Linked DNA regions of Homo sapiens: region 2 is linked to region 1. The links are chromatin loops, found by intact Hi-C in ENCODE. Cell type or tissue: Calu3. All regions are shown on one strand. Links, peaks and the distances in the headings refer to the core of each region. The heading gives the core; the rest is flanking DNA.

The links. Peaks named below come from ENCODE experiments on the same cell type or tissue, not always from the same donor. Only the 100,000 strongest peaks of a DNase experiment are listed, where the experiment ranks them.
Region 2: a loop joins it to region 1, with 13 times the contacts of the local background. A loop is called at or near these places in 3 of 110 quality-filtered maps.

The regions. Positions count from the first base shown.
Region 1 is chr6:96,464,994-96,473,548 of GRCh38, reverse strand. All of the region lies in intron 1 of UFL1-AS1 (UFL1 antisense RNA 1), which reads left to right. Among named protein-coding and RNA genes, the nearest start is that of UFL1-AS1, 52 kb to the left of the region's middle. RefSeq lists an enhancer at 7,279-7,328. In Calu3, for the core only: no CTCF peak of the experiment used is centred there; no DNase peak of the experiment used is centred there.
Region 2 is chr6:96,392,210-96,397,209 of GRCh38, reverse strand. All of the region lies in intron 1 of UFL1-AS1 (UFL1 antisense RNA 1), which reads left to right. Among named protein-coding and RNA genes, the nearest start is that of UFL1-AS1, 130 kb to the left of the region's middle. In Calu3, for the core only: no CTCF peak of the experiment used is centred there; a DNase peak (open chromatin) is centred at 2,279.

The DNA of each region.
Region 1 (8,555 bases), core at 1,796-6,795:
ACAATCCTAAGCAAAAAGAACAAAAATGGAGGCATCATGCTACCTGACTTTGAGCTATACTACAAGGCTACAGTAACCAAAATAGCATGGTACTGGTACCCAAACAGATATATAGACCAATGGAACAGAACAGAGGCCTCAGAAATAACACCACACATCTACAACCATCTGATCTTTGACAAGCCTGACAAAAATAAGCAATAGGGAAAGGATTACCTATTTAATAAATGGTGTTGGGAAAACTGGCTAGCCATATGCACAAAACTGAAACTAGACCTGCTCCTTACATCTTCTACAAAAATTAACTCAAGATGGATTAAAGACTTAAAGGTAAGACTTAAAACCATAAAAACCCTAGAAGAAAACCTAGGCAATACCACTGAAGACATAGGCATGGGCAAAGACTTCATGACTAAAACACCAAAAGCAACGGCAACAAAAGCCAAAATTGACAAATGGGATCTAATTAAACTAAAGAGCTTCTGCACAGCAAAAGAAACTATCATCAGAGTCAACAGGCAACCTATAAAATGGGAGAAAATTTTTGCAATCTATCCATCTGACAAAGGGCTAATATCCAGAATCTACAAGAAACTTAAATAAATTTACAAGAAAAAAAAAACAACCCCATCAAAAAATGAGCAAAGGACATTAATAGACACTTCTCCAAAGAAGACATTTATGCAGCCAACAAATATATGAAAAAATGCTCATCATCACTGGTCATTAAAGAAATGCAAACCAAAACCACAATGAGATACCATCTCACGCCAGTTAGAATGGCGATCATTAAAAAGTCAGGAAACAACAGGTGCTGGAGAGGATGTGGAGAAATAGGACCACTTTTACACTGTTGGTGGGAGTGTAAATTAGTTCAACCATTGTTGAAGACAGTGTGGCGATTCCTCAAGGATCTAGATCCAGAAATACCATTTGACCCAGCAATCCCATTCCTGGGTATATACCCAAAGGATTATAAATCATTCTACTATAAAGACACATACACACATATGTTTATTGCAGCACTGTTTACAATAGCAACGACTTGGCACCAAGCCAAATGCCCATCATTGATAGACTGGATAAAGAAAATGTGGCACATACACACCATAGAATACTAAGCAGCCTTAAAAAAGGTTGAGTTCATGTCCTTTGCAGGGACATGGATGAAGCTGGAAACCATCATTCTCAGCAAACTAACACAGGAACAGAAAACCAAACACCACATGTTCTCACTCATGAGTGGGAGTTGAACAATGAGAACACATGGACACAGGGAGGGGAACATCATACTAGGGGGCCTATCCAGGGGAAGGGGGATTGGGGAGGGATAGCATTAGGAGAAATACCTAATGTAGATGATGAGTTGATGGGTGCAGCAAACCACCATGGCATGTGTATACATATATAACAAACCTGCATGTTCTGCACATGTATCCCAGAACTTAAAGTATAATAAAACAAACAAAAAACAAGTATCAAAAGCACCTTTCTTCTAGATTTCTTGATAACAGCTTATTTTTTTTTAATAAAATGCTGGGGATTGGTTTGAGGCCTGAATTGAAAAGGAATTGGAGGAGATATTTTAATATGAAAAAAACTTTAGAGAAAACTTTATTCCTTTGAGCTTTTTTTTGATTGTGTATAATCTGCTCCTATGATGTTAGTGGGCACGATAGTCAACAAAATTTCCTATTAATTCTATTCTGCCTGGCTTATGTCATCTTGGTATATTGAGAAAGCCGTATGTATCAAAGGTGTTCCTAGATGCAGTATGAAACTGGACTTTGCAATTTGATGACAAAATGATGCTACATTTTAGATCATTTCAGGGGAAAAACTGGTCATACTTAGATGGGGTACCGTTTATTGTACTATTATGAATGAAAATACTAGGAATCCATTGAATTCTGATTTCTTTCACTTTTAGCATTTATGTATTGTTTTGTATCACACATGTTCTTACCTATTATAACTATTATGATTTTGATGAATAAAGAGATTATCTAATATTGCAAACCCAGTACAATTTAGGTATGTTATTTACGGTTAAATTACTGACTGTTAAATGAATGAGTCATTGAATGCTACAAAGTAATTCTGTATACAGAACAAAATTCAGCATTTTTTAAGGCATAGCTCTTGTATTATTTTCCTGCTCTTATATAGATCATAACTTTAGAGGAAGCACTAAAACCAATGAGGGAAAATTCCTTTACAAAAAGTCTCCCACTTGTTAGAATCTGAACAAATCCTTGACCAGAGGATTCTCACCACAGATAAATTCTAGAATCATTACTTTGGACTCAACTTTAAGGAGCGTGGAGTGGATAGAATAGGTTCTATTCTATCCTCTGTCCTCTCTCTGTTTGGAGGTTTCACACGAGGCAAATTTTAATTTCCGTGAAATGGAATCTTCTGACTTCAACATATGATGTAGGTATATGAAATTATTTGCATGCTGACATTTGTCTCTTTCAATGGTTCAGAGATGTTTTACTTTGACATGACTCTATTTCTTCTTGTTTTCACGTGTGTGTGTGTGTGTGTGTGTATGTGTATGTATGTGTATGTGTATGTGTATGTGTGTGTGTATGTGTATGTATGTGTATGTGTATGTGTATGTGTATGTATATGTGTATGTGTGTGTGTTGAGGGGAGACCGGGTTTCTATCTCAGAAATTATTTGCTGTGCTTTCTTATTTTTCCCTTTATTTCAGTTTCACATGGTTTATGAATCCTTTACTCACACATTTTCTTTACCCATTTGAAGTAGAATATCAATAAAAAGCATTCAAAAGAATTACTAACAAAAGGCATTATAAAATAATTTTAAAAATTCAATTCAGTATGGAGTTTGCAGAAAAAATGAGAATCTGATTTATATTCTCCTTAAAAGAATCAACTACTCTCGAATTTGACAGTAGCAGAGCAAAACCATGATAAGATACAGAGAAAAAAAAATTAAAGGGAACTTTTCATTACTTCCAGTTTTCTTATCCTTGATCCAGCCTTCCAGAACAAATGTAATGCAATATTATCTTTTTGGTGTGGTCATGTTTCTTCCTAATTGAAATCTACAATTGTATTATGGTTGCATTTAGATAGATTTAATCAAATCCTACCCGGCTTTCAACATTGAGATCCAAGTTTATATCTCAAGCCCATTATGTACTGTATGAGAGTCCATCCACTAAATAAATGGATTATAGTGATCATGACACTTTTCTTTTTAAAAACAGAATATCAGATCTTCTATTGTTGACACTTCTTGAAGATAATTGGGAAACTGGGTTGCTACTTGGTCCACTGTGTAATGAAAGGCAAGGTGACTTATTCTCCACAGACTTGCAGGTTTCCAAGTATTTGTTGGACTGTAGCCACCAGGGGTAGAATTTTTAATATATTTTTTTCCTAAATGTAACATTTTCTATCAAATGAGCTAAATTATCTCTAATATCTTCATGATTATCTTATTCCATTCCATTACAGACTGGACAATTGTAGGTGGCTGTGAAACGACTTTGCCCTTTTGTCAGTAGCTGAATGAAAATTAGACCAGACTAAAGAGACAGGCTGGTGGGTGTAAACATTCAAAAACAAAAATTGCTTAAAAAGAATCAAAGGTAGTAACGATTTTCAAAGGCTGCAATTCAGCAAGAGAGATTTGAAGTCTGGAAAGGATGCAGTGGTCATATAGTAATGGAAAGTGTAGAAAACTTCAATATATTCATGGTTGGATTTTTCTTCCTTGTGAATAATGGATAGTGTTAGCAAAATATTCTTTCTTGTGTAATGGAAATAACAATTGTCTTCAATTCTTCTTCCAATTTTTATAAAATTTCAAATAGTAGCCAAATAACTAGCTATTTATGCCTCATCCTTCACCATGTAGTTTTAATCCCTGGACATAAAAATATGGTTTACCCAAAGGTGTACGGACAGGAAGAGATTCATATAGTATAGAGACACAGAAAGCCTGTAGATTAGGCTCTAGGTTTTGCATGCACCATCTGGTCTCTGTTCTCTTGAAGATGTGTATGGTTTATCAGGGTTCAGCAGGTGGAACCTCACCACCTGGGTGTGGACTGTGAGCCAGAAGATAAGATGTTCTCAACACCATAAATTTCCATTCTGCTCTGAGGGAGGGATGATTCCACATTAAAACAACAATAGTATATTGCCTGTGATGGACATTTCGTTTAGAAATATTAATTATAATGAGAATTATTTATTTCTGCTCTGAATTATTTTTACTTTTTTTGCTTGATAGTATTTGTTTTATACAAAATAGGTACATAATCCATTTATATTACAAAATTTTACAGTGACATTTAGAATGCCTATCCAAGTTCTATTTTAGTGGTCTTTCATGATCACTGTTGTAGTTATCTTTATGAATTTGTAGTCTCTAGGTGGCAGCATTTCAAGTCTTTAAAATACGTATTTTAAAGTATACCAAAAACGAGGTGTTTCTGAATGTGGCTAGTGATGTTTTGGGGAAGTGTGGCAAGAATGCCTAATTTGCTGAGAAAAATCAAGGACTGGTTGAATTTTCAGGACACATTTGTCATTAATTAAAATGAAATTGACAGGAAACCAACTGACTGCCCACAAATAAAAGAAGTTTGTGTTTTTGTTCACAGCTGGGGTTTCCAAGGATTGACAGTGTGAGTCTCCATACACCATACTCTCTAGAGTGCTGGGGGAAAGAAAACCTCCTCCAGTCATTTTTCTCAGAGTGTGTGAGTTCAAAGAGAATTCTCTGCTGCAGTGGTCTGTGTGGCTTCCTAAACAGGGACATGGCCCTGGGCTGCATGCCCAGAACAATACAAGATTGGCTGCCTGTCATTACAAGAAACATTTATTGACTGCTTATTATATGCCAGCTACAGTCTACTGACTTTACATGAACTTACGGATTTATTCTTCACGATAATCTTAACAAGTAGCCACTGCTATTCTTCATTTTGCAAATGAAATACTGAGGCTCAGAGACTGCCCAAGGTAACACAGCTGGCAAGTGGCAGCACTGGGATTTAAACTCAGCCAGGCTTACTCCACAGATTTTTTTCTTATCTACCGTGCTATACTGTAGAGTCCAAGCCAGGGAAAAGGCCTAGATTGAGAGAGCAAAGTACAGCAGCAGCTATAGTGTGGCTTTCTTGGGCTTAGGAGAGAAACATCTTTATGTTCAAGGTTTTACAAAGAATTCTTCTGAAGACTTTGAGTCTACTTTCTGACCTGACACTTCAATTCAGCTCAGCACACATTAATCGAGTGCCTCTTATGATCTAGGAATCATGCAAGGCACGAAGCACAGAAAGACAGGTAAGGTACAGATAAGACTTTACCCTAAATCTTAGAAAGATGCTCTTTACTTTACAAATGTCCTTAGATGACAATTCTTTGCCAACATTCTTGAAGCAGCAAAATGATACAGTGAAAATACAGAGCTCCAAATGCATGCTTGTTCTGTACTAGAGGTTAGACTTCCTTTTTGATCCCCTCTCAAGTCATTCAGTGAATTACAACAGATGCCAATATCAGATGAATCTGATTCATAGTGTCTTCTCTGGCTATCTGCAGCAGGCTATGTTTGTTGGAAACTGCTTATTACCCTGCTGGCTTACTGATGAGCTTCTCAGACCACAAATATGCAATAACTTTAATGAAAGAAAAAAAGTAAACTTACTTCTTCCATTCCTGTATTTTAGATTATTTTTGACTCCTGACCTGTTCTCTAAAATAGCAAATACCATATAGAAAAAGCTATCAGCTGATAAATAGTTTTGCAAAAAAAAGACATAGCAAAACTGCATCCCTAACAATGAAGGCATCATCTGAAATGATATTTACTATCAAATTTCATAAATTACATGTAACAAATAAATGAAAACCTCACACTTTAACTGTTTAGCAGAAATTGCAACTTGATTCTATGATTATTTTTTACTAATGACTAGGAGCAATTAATTAGGGAGCTCGGAAATTAGAAATGTGAGAAGAATATGTTTGCACTTAAACAATTTGTTCATAAAATGGACTTTAAAAAATTTATTATTTCCATGTCTCTAAAACCCATAGCTAAATAGTAACCTTTCTGGAAGAGATTGTTTGGGGCCATGCCATTGGGGGAAACCCAAGCACTTCATAATAATAATAACAACCATTGAATTAATATTCAATCAAGCTGTATACTAAGCTCATGCACCATCTCATTCAATCCTCCCAAACATCTGTCTTACAGAGAAGGAACTGAGGCTCAGAGAGGTTACCTTTCCAAGGTCACATAGCTGGTTGTGATAGAGTCACCAACCTGGGAGGCTTGTCTAACAAACCTATGCTCATGCCTACCTTCCCATCTCTCCGACAAAATCATTTTACAATTACTCGTTGACTGTACTTAGTACCCATTCATTCAGTATATTGGAACTATAAGCCTTTACTGACTCCGTGAATTTTTGTGGATTTATTGTGGGAAATAAATTTATTTCCCAATTATATACTCTCACTGTTCCAGATGCTTTTTCCTTTCATGACTTGTCACAGTTGTCATTTTGCAATCATTTGTATGGTGATTTCATTAGTGTCAGTATTAGCTATTTATTGGTATAGCAAATTACTCCAAAACTTTGTGGCTTAAAGCCATAATTACTTATTTTCTCTCATGGCTTCTATGGGTCAGGAATTCAGACAGGGCATGCAGGGATGCCTTGCTTCTACTCCATGATGACTGAATCCTCAGCTGGGGCTGGAATCATCTAGAGGCTTGCTCACCCAAGTGTCTGGCAGTTGATGCTGCCTGTCAGCTAGGTGTCTAGCAGAAGCTTTGGTTGGAACATCTATACATAGCCTCAGCATCAGTCCTGGGCTTTCTCACATAATGGCTGTATCCAAAGGCAGGTACCCAAGACAGAGGGAGAGCACCAATGAAGAAACTGCATTACTTGTTTGTGAGAGGGAGGAATGGGATAATTTTATTGAGGTATAATTTACATACCATATAATTCACTTATTTTAAGTGTAACATACAATTCAATGTTCCCACTTGTGCCAGATATGGTTTTATTTACACAATTTGGGTAAGCTGGTGCACATGTTTCTTGCAGCTATTTTCTTTCCTGTTGGAAGGGCTGTTGACTCATCTGTAGATTTTCTATTGCGTGGTTGTCACATTTTTTAATCTTTCATTTGTGGTTTCTCACTCTTAACTCTGTCTTGTCTTAACACAGAGATTCTGCATTTTTTGCTTGCTCTTAGGTGCTTACTTTCATCCGTGGCCATGTCTTGGCCTCTGGCTTTTGGGTATTTTTCTGTTTTTAATACCAGCCCCACATTGAAACTATTATTTTTATTTGATCTCTGGCTTCTGATCATTTTTGGGTATAGCACACTCCCTTCCTTGTTTGGCACTCTATGTGCTAGCCTTTTTCCCTTTCATTCTTTGCTTTCATTCCTGCCTGCATTATAGCTCAAGGTCTTAGAGTTTGTTCTTAAGTAGAGTATATAGGAAAATAAAAGCATAGATATTTTTCAAGATTTGTACCATTAGCATTCATGTGAATGGACACATAATTAAATAAATATCTACTCATGTTAGGATTAATGATAAAGTGAAGATAATTAGGTATTCTTGAGGTATTCCACAAGTCACTTTGACATCTCTGACGATGGGGTAGCTTATTTGAAATGGGGTCCTTGATTGGAGAAAAAGTATTTTGGGTTCCTGGGCACCATTCTCCCACACACACATATTCTGTATGTTTGTCAAGAACTTTCTTTACACATGTGACTAACCCAAAAGTAGTCATGCAAAATAACTAATAAATGTGGCTTCTGTTGTTGTCAGGCAAGGAATTTCAGCTGTAGACCCTATTGACTCATGGCTCTAAACAATTCCTCCCACTTCATTGCAAACGAAACTCTGAATTCTGATTTTGTTCAGGTGTATGACTGAAATGTGAGCAGGAAAGGTGGAGTTAAACTCACACTCCCTAGCTCTAGGCAATAAACAATGAAGTGAAAGCCTACACTCCTCCTTCACCCCTTGGGAGATGTGACATGGTGGCAAGAGCTTGGAGGTGCTGCAGCTATTTTGTGACCACGAGGGGGAACCAACAAAGTAGCAGGGAAGCCAACCTAGAGCTCTGACTTATTTTTTTCTTTTGAGATGAAACTTTGCTTTTTTTCTCTGCCTGATCTCAAACTCTTGGGCTCAAGCAATCCTTCTGCCTCAGCCTCCTGAACAGCTAAAGTAACCAACTCTGAAACTTCTTCTCCAAGGAGTCTTGGTAAGTGAGACACTAAAGTGTTATTAATGTTTAAGCCACTTTCACTCACATATTTTGTTACTTGAAGCAGAAGGGCTCCTAAATGACACAATTCCTAACTGTGAAAAGAACAAATCATATTTATCTCTGTTGGCAACAGAGTAGAAGTATACAACTACTTGCTCTCATTAACAATCTCACTATATGCTGTGCATTATTCCTAAGATTATTATAACTTATAATTTTTCCTTTGGAAATTCAGAGCTTATAATAGCGTTTGAA
Region 2 (5,000 bases), core at 1-5,000, 75 kb after region 1:
ATTTGTTCATTTTGTCAAGCTAGACCACACAAAAGGAAGTTTCAGAATTGATAAGCTACAAAAACATACCTAATAACTAGAATTTAATATTTGTTAAAGTTTTATTTTTGAGATAAAATGCACATAAGTTAAAATGTACAGATCATAAGGATACAATTCAATGAGATCTGAAAAATGCACATACCCATGTAGCTCTTCCCTAACAAGTTAGAGAATGTATCCTTTACCAGAAAGTTTTCTAATTTCCCTTCTTAGAAATAAGAAAACTCTTCAAAACCCTAAGGAAACTACTCTTCTGATTTTTTTCACCTTACATTTGTTTTGCCTATTTAAGAACTTTATGTAACTGGAATCATGTGACACACACACACACACACACACACCATGTTTTTTTCCTCTGTCTCTTTCATGAGTATGTTTGAGATTCATATGTTGTTGCATGTATCAGTAATTTGTGCCTTTTAATGACTTAGCAGTATTCCATTGTATGAAATGTCAGTTTATTTATTCCTTGTCTTAATGATGGTTGATTAGGTTGTTTCCAATGTTAGGCTATTGTGCATAAAGCTGCTGTGAACATTTGTGTAAAAGTCTTTGTGTGAACAAATATTTTCATTTATCTCTGGGTAAATACCTAGGAGTAGAATTGCTGGGTAATATGGTAAGTGTGTGTTAACTTTATATAGAACTGCCAAACTGTTTTCCATAGTGGCTATATCACAACATTCCCATCACAACATTATAAGAGTTCCAATTCCTCTACATCCTCACTAACATTTGGTATGGCTAGTCTTTTTAATTTTAGCCATTTTAGCGAATGTGTAGTGGTAGCTCACTGTGGTTTTCACTTGAATTTTCCTAACAACTAGTGATGTTGAGCACTTTTTCATATGTTTAATAAATATTTTTCTTTATGATTTGTTTGTCTCATCAATTACTAACTTAGTGAATACTTTTTAAAACTTATGAATGGGCCTGGCATGGTGGCTCATGCCTATAATCCCAGTACTTTGAGAGACCAAAGTGGAAGGATAGCTTGAGGCCAGAAGTTTGAGACCAGCCTAGACAAGATAGTGAGACTCTATGTCTACAAAGAAAACAACAAGAATTTGGTCAAGCATGGTGGTGGCTGTCTTTGGTCCCTAGCTACTCAGGAGGATGAGGATCCCTTGAGCCTGTAATTTGAGGATGCAGTCAGCTGTGATTGGCCACTACACTGTAGCCTGGAAAAAGGAGCAAGGCCTCTTAATAAAAGTCTCTTAAAAAAAAGAATTATGAAGGTTGTTGACTTTTGTAAAATAATTTCTGCATCTACGAGATGATTTTGTCCCATTTTATGTTCAGTTAATATGATGAATTATATTAATGAATATTTTCTACAAACCAGTTTTGGGGCCTTTAAAATTATCCACATTGTTTGCTTTCTATTTTATAGTCCTCACCTCTTACTTTTTAAATTTTCTTTGCTCTACTAATTAGCTCTTTTATGGGATTCCTGAAATGGAAACAAGTTTATGGTTTTAAATTATTCTTATTTTCTAGTATTACAATTTGAAATTATAAAACTCCATCTAACTCCTGCTTTACTTACATCCCATAAATATTGATATGTTGTAAATCTGTTGCTATTCATTAGAAATAATGTCAAATTTGTAGTCATCAAATCTTTTACCCATCAAGTCAAACTATGTTGGCAACTGTAATTCATTGCTTATGTGTAAGGCTCTTAGTATATGTTTTCATGACCTGTCTTGGTCACAGTTATCAAAATGACAAAACAGAAATTTTACCTGATCCCTCAGTCCATTATTCCAAATTAATTAATGATAACTTTGTGTGTGGTTCATATTTGAAGTTGATTCTACAAATTCATTATCAATAGAATGTATACCCCCTCTGCAAACTCCACTAATGAATAGAGTTATCACTCTTTTCACATGTGTATTGCCAGATAGAGGTGGGGAGTGGTAGAAATATGCCTTTTTTATGGCTGTCAATCTTCCAAACTCCTTTTGTATTTTAAGAAATACTCCACTCCTAGAATCTTGTTGGAATCCAGAACCCCAGCTCCTAGTATACAAGCCAAAAGAGGATGAACTTTCCTTCCTCCAGGCCATGGCATTCGAGGTGTATGGGCAGGTGATATTGGCTCAGCAGATCGAATGCTTCTGCAAGAGATGTTAATTTGGGTTATGAATATAAAGCTAAAGCGACAATTTCAAATTTAGTCCAGGTTGTAGTGGACAACAGTGAATGCAATGACATCTAGTGGTTTCTGCAGTAATGCACAGTGGCAGTGGTGTCTTACAGTGCTGTGGTCAGTGGAATTAATGGCTGCTATGACCAGATTGATCTTGCAAAGTAACCTCACTTGAGGCTCTGATCCTTTTCTGCCTGTCTTTGCTTGGTTCCTGCCTGTTTGGGAAGCCTGACCTCCAATTTTCCTGAACAACTTTGAGTAGTCCTACATCCCTATAGTAAAACTCATTTCTGCTTAAATTAACCAGAATTGATTTCTTTTCTTTTAAACCAGGAACCTGATTTCTCTTCTTTGTAACAGTAACCCTAATAGTTACAAGATCAGTTACAAGGTCATAGGGACAGTTTGAGACCAATAAATGGAATTGTCAGTAAATGAAAAGATAATGTATCTCTCAGTCTCTTAACTAGGTAGCAATAGCACCAACTTTTTAATCAACTTGAAGCAGTAATCCAGGCGAGTACATCTGAGAATGGTCTAGAGTTTATTCTATTCTTAGGCACAGAATGATTAAATTTACATATGATTGCAAATGGTATGTGGTGGTATATGACTAAAGATATATTCAAATCCTTTTATACAAATTACCAATTTTCATTAGTAACATTACAGGTAGAAAAATTTTATTTCTTTCATAGGATGATATAATATTACACACATACTAAAAATTCCATCAGAGGCTGGGCGCGGTGACTCACGCCTGTAATCCCAGCACTTTGGGAGGCTGAGGGGGGTGGATCACCTGAGATCAGGAGTTTGAGACCAGCCTGGCCAACATGGCGAAACCCTGTCTCTACTAAAAATACAAAAAATTAGCCGGGTGTGGTGGCACGTGCCTGTAATCCCAGCTACTTGGGAGGCTGAGGCAAGAGAATCGCTTGAACCCGGGAGGCGGAGGTTGCAGTGAGCTGAGATCGCACCACTGCTCTCCAGCCTGGGTAACAGAGCGAGACTCTGTCTCAAAAAAAAAAAAAAAAAACCATCAGAAAATAATACTACACATTAAGAAAATATGTATATGGTTTTAAGGCAAAAATGACTCTGTTTTTTTTTAATCAACTCTCTGTGTACTATAGCTAATATAGCCAAAACATTACCCTCTTCCTCTAGTTACCAAAACGTAACTTGGCTGTGGGCTAACGGTAAGAGCTAACATTTGCTTTACTACTTGTATTTCCACATAATTTAGAATATTTTTTATTAACATTAATCACTTCTTTAACTTTTTTAGCACATTAAATATTAAGATGTAGCATTAGAATGGAAGGCTGCTTGAGCACAGGAATAGAGAGAGACACGGGTGTTGGGAAAAGCCACTAGGCACACATAACATTAAATGCTGCTCATTTTTTCTGCAGCGCTGTAGCTAGTCTCCTAAAGTCCATCTCCCAGAAAATAAGACAACTTTAAAACTTTTCAACCAGTATTAACTTAGAAGCTGATGTGCACATACTGATGCTGTTTCACACAGAATTGACCCAGATGTGGAATCAAGATCACAGCCTTGGTGGAGGAAGGGGGGCAGAAATCAGTGCTTTCAGAAAGCTCCCTAGGTAATTCTAATGTGTAGACCAGATTAAGAACCTGTGGGCTAACCCATAGCCTCAGGGGCTCACCTTCTATCTTAAATTTCTTTTCCCTAAAGGAGTTATGGTGCCAGGCTTTTAACGTAAAAGAAAATAAATTATCTTCCAGTATAATTTTGTAAATGAAGACTTCCCAAAAAATCCCATTCAATAATAGCTTATTGTGGAAACACTGGACAATTGTATAGTTACTAACAATAATAGAAGACTCCCTTGGAGAAGTCATGTGGAGAATGAAAAACATATTTACTCTTCAACTTTGGAGGTGGAGTAGGGCGATGGATAAAATATGTGTGTGTATATTTGTATATGTATATCCATTATTCATATTTCAGTAAAATACAACAGAATAAAAGAATGAGGTCAACAAAGTCCTATAGAAAGGAGTAAAAATAATTGTACTTACTGGTAGTGAATAAAACTGAAATAAATTTATATAATTTGTATAACCTGAAAAGTTTGAACATGACACATTTTTTGTTTTATATTTAGAATCTTATCTGAAGGAAAGTTCCAAAAGAACACTAAATATGTTAGATCTATGTCACCCAAATTAGAACTCAAAATTAATGCTGTGCTGAGTGACAGTGCAAGGACCGGAATCTGCCACTGTAAATGCTGACTTCAGTGCTTTGTTTCTGACTACTATGCAGCTATCTGCCCAATTTCCATGCACATTTTACTGTTTGACCTTGAAAGAGCCAGACTAATTGGGAATTACTCATTAAGGATCCATTTAAAAACTGTGTATTTTCTAGCAAAGGCTAAAATTTACACAAAGATGTATATTGCAATACTTTGCATTTTAGGAGTGGGCTGTACAAATTCTTTTGGACAACCCTCACCATTTTTTATACGAAATCCCTTCTAGGTACTGTTTACATTTCCACTAAAATAGCCAGGTAAAATTTCCAGAATAACTTCAATCCCCAGATACTTATGTAAAAACAGACTATTTTCATAGTCATTCCTTTTCAAATTCTCTTTTCCTCATGAAAACACTTTATTAGTCCTTGTATTATCAGAAAGCAAACCTAATTTAAAAATAATGGGGAGATGTAAGCAATGTCCCTAGTCTTCAGAATTTATCAATATGGAGCAAAAGATTTAAAGTGATTTCTTTTCCCCTCTATACAACGTCAGAATACCAAGCC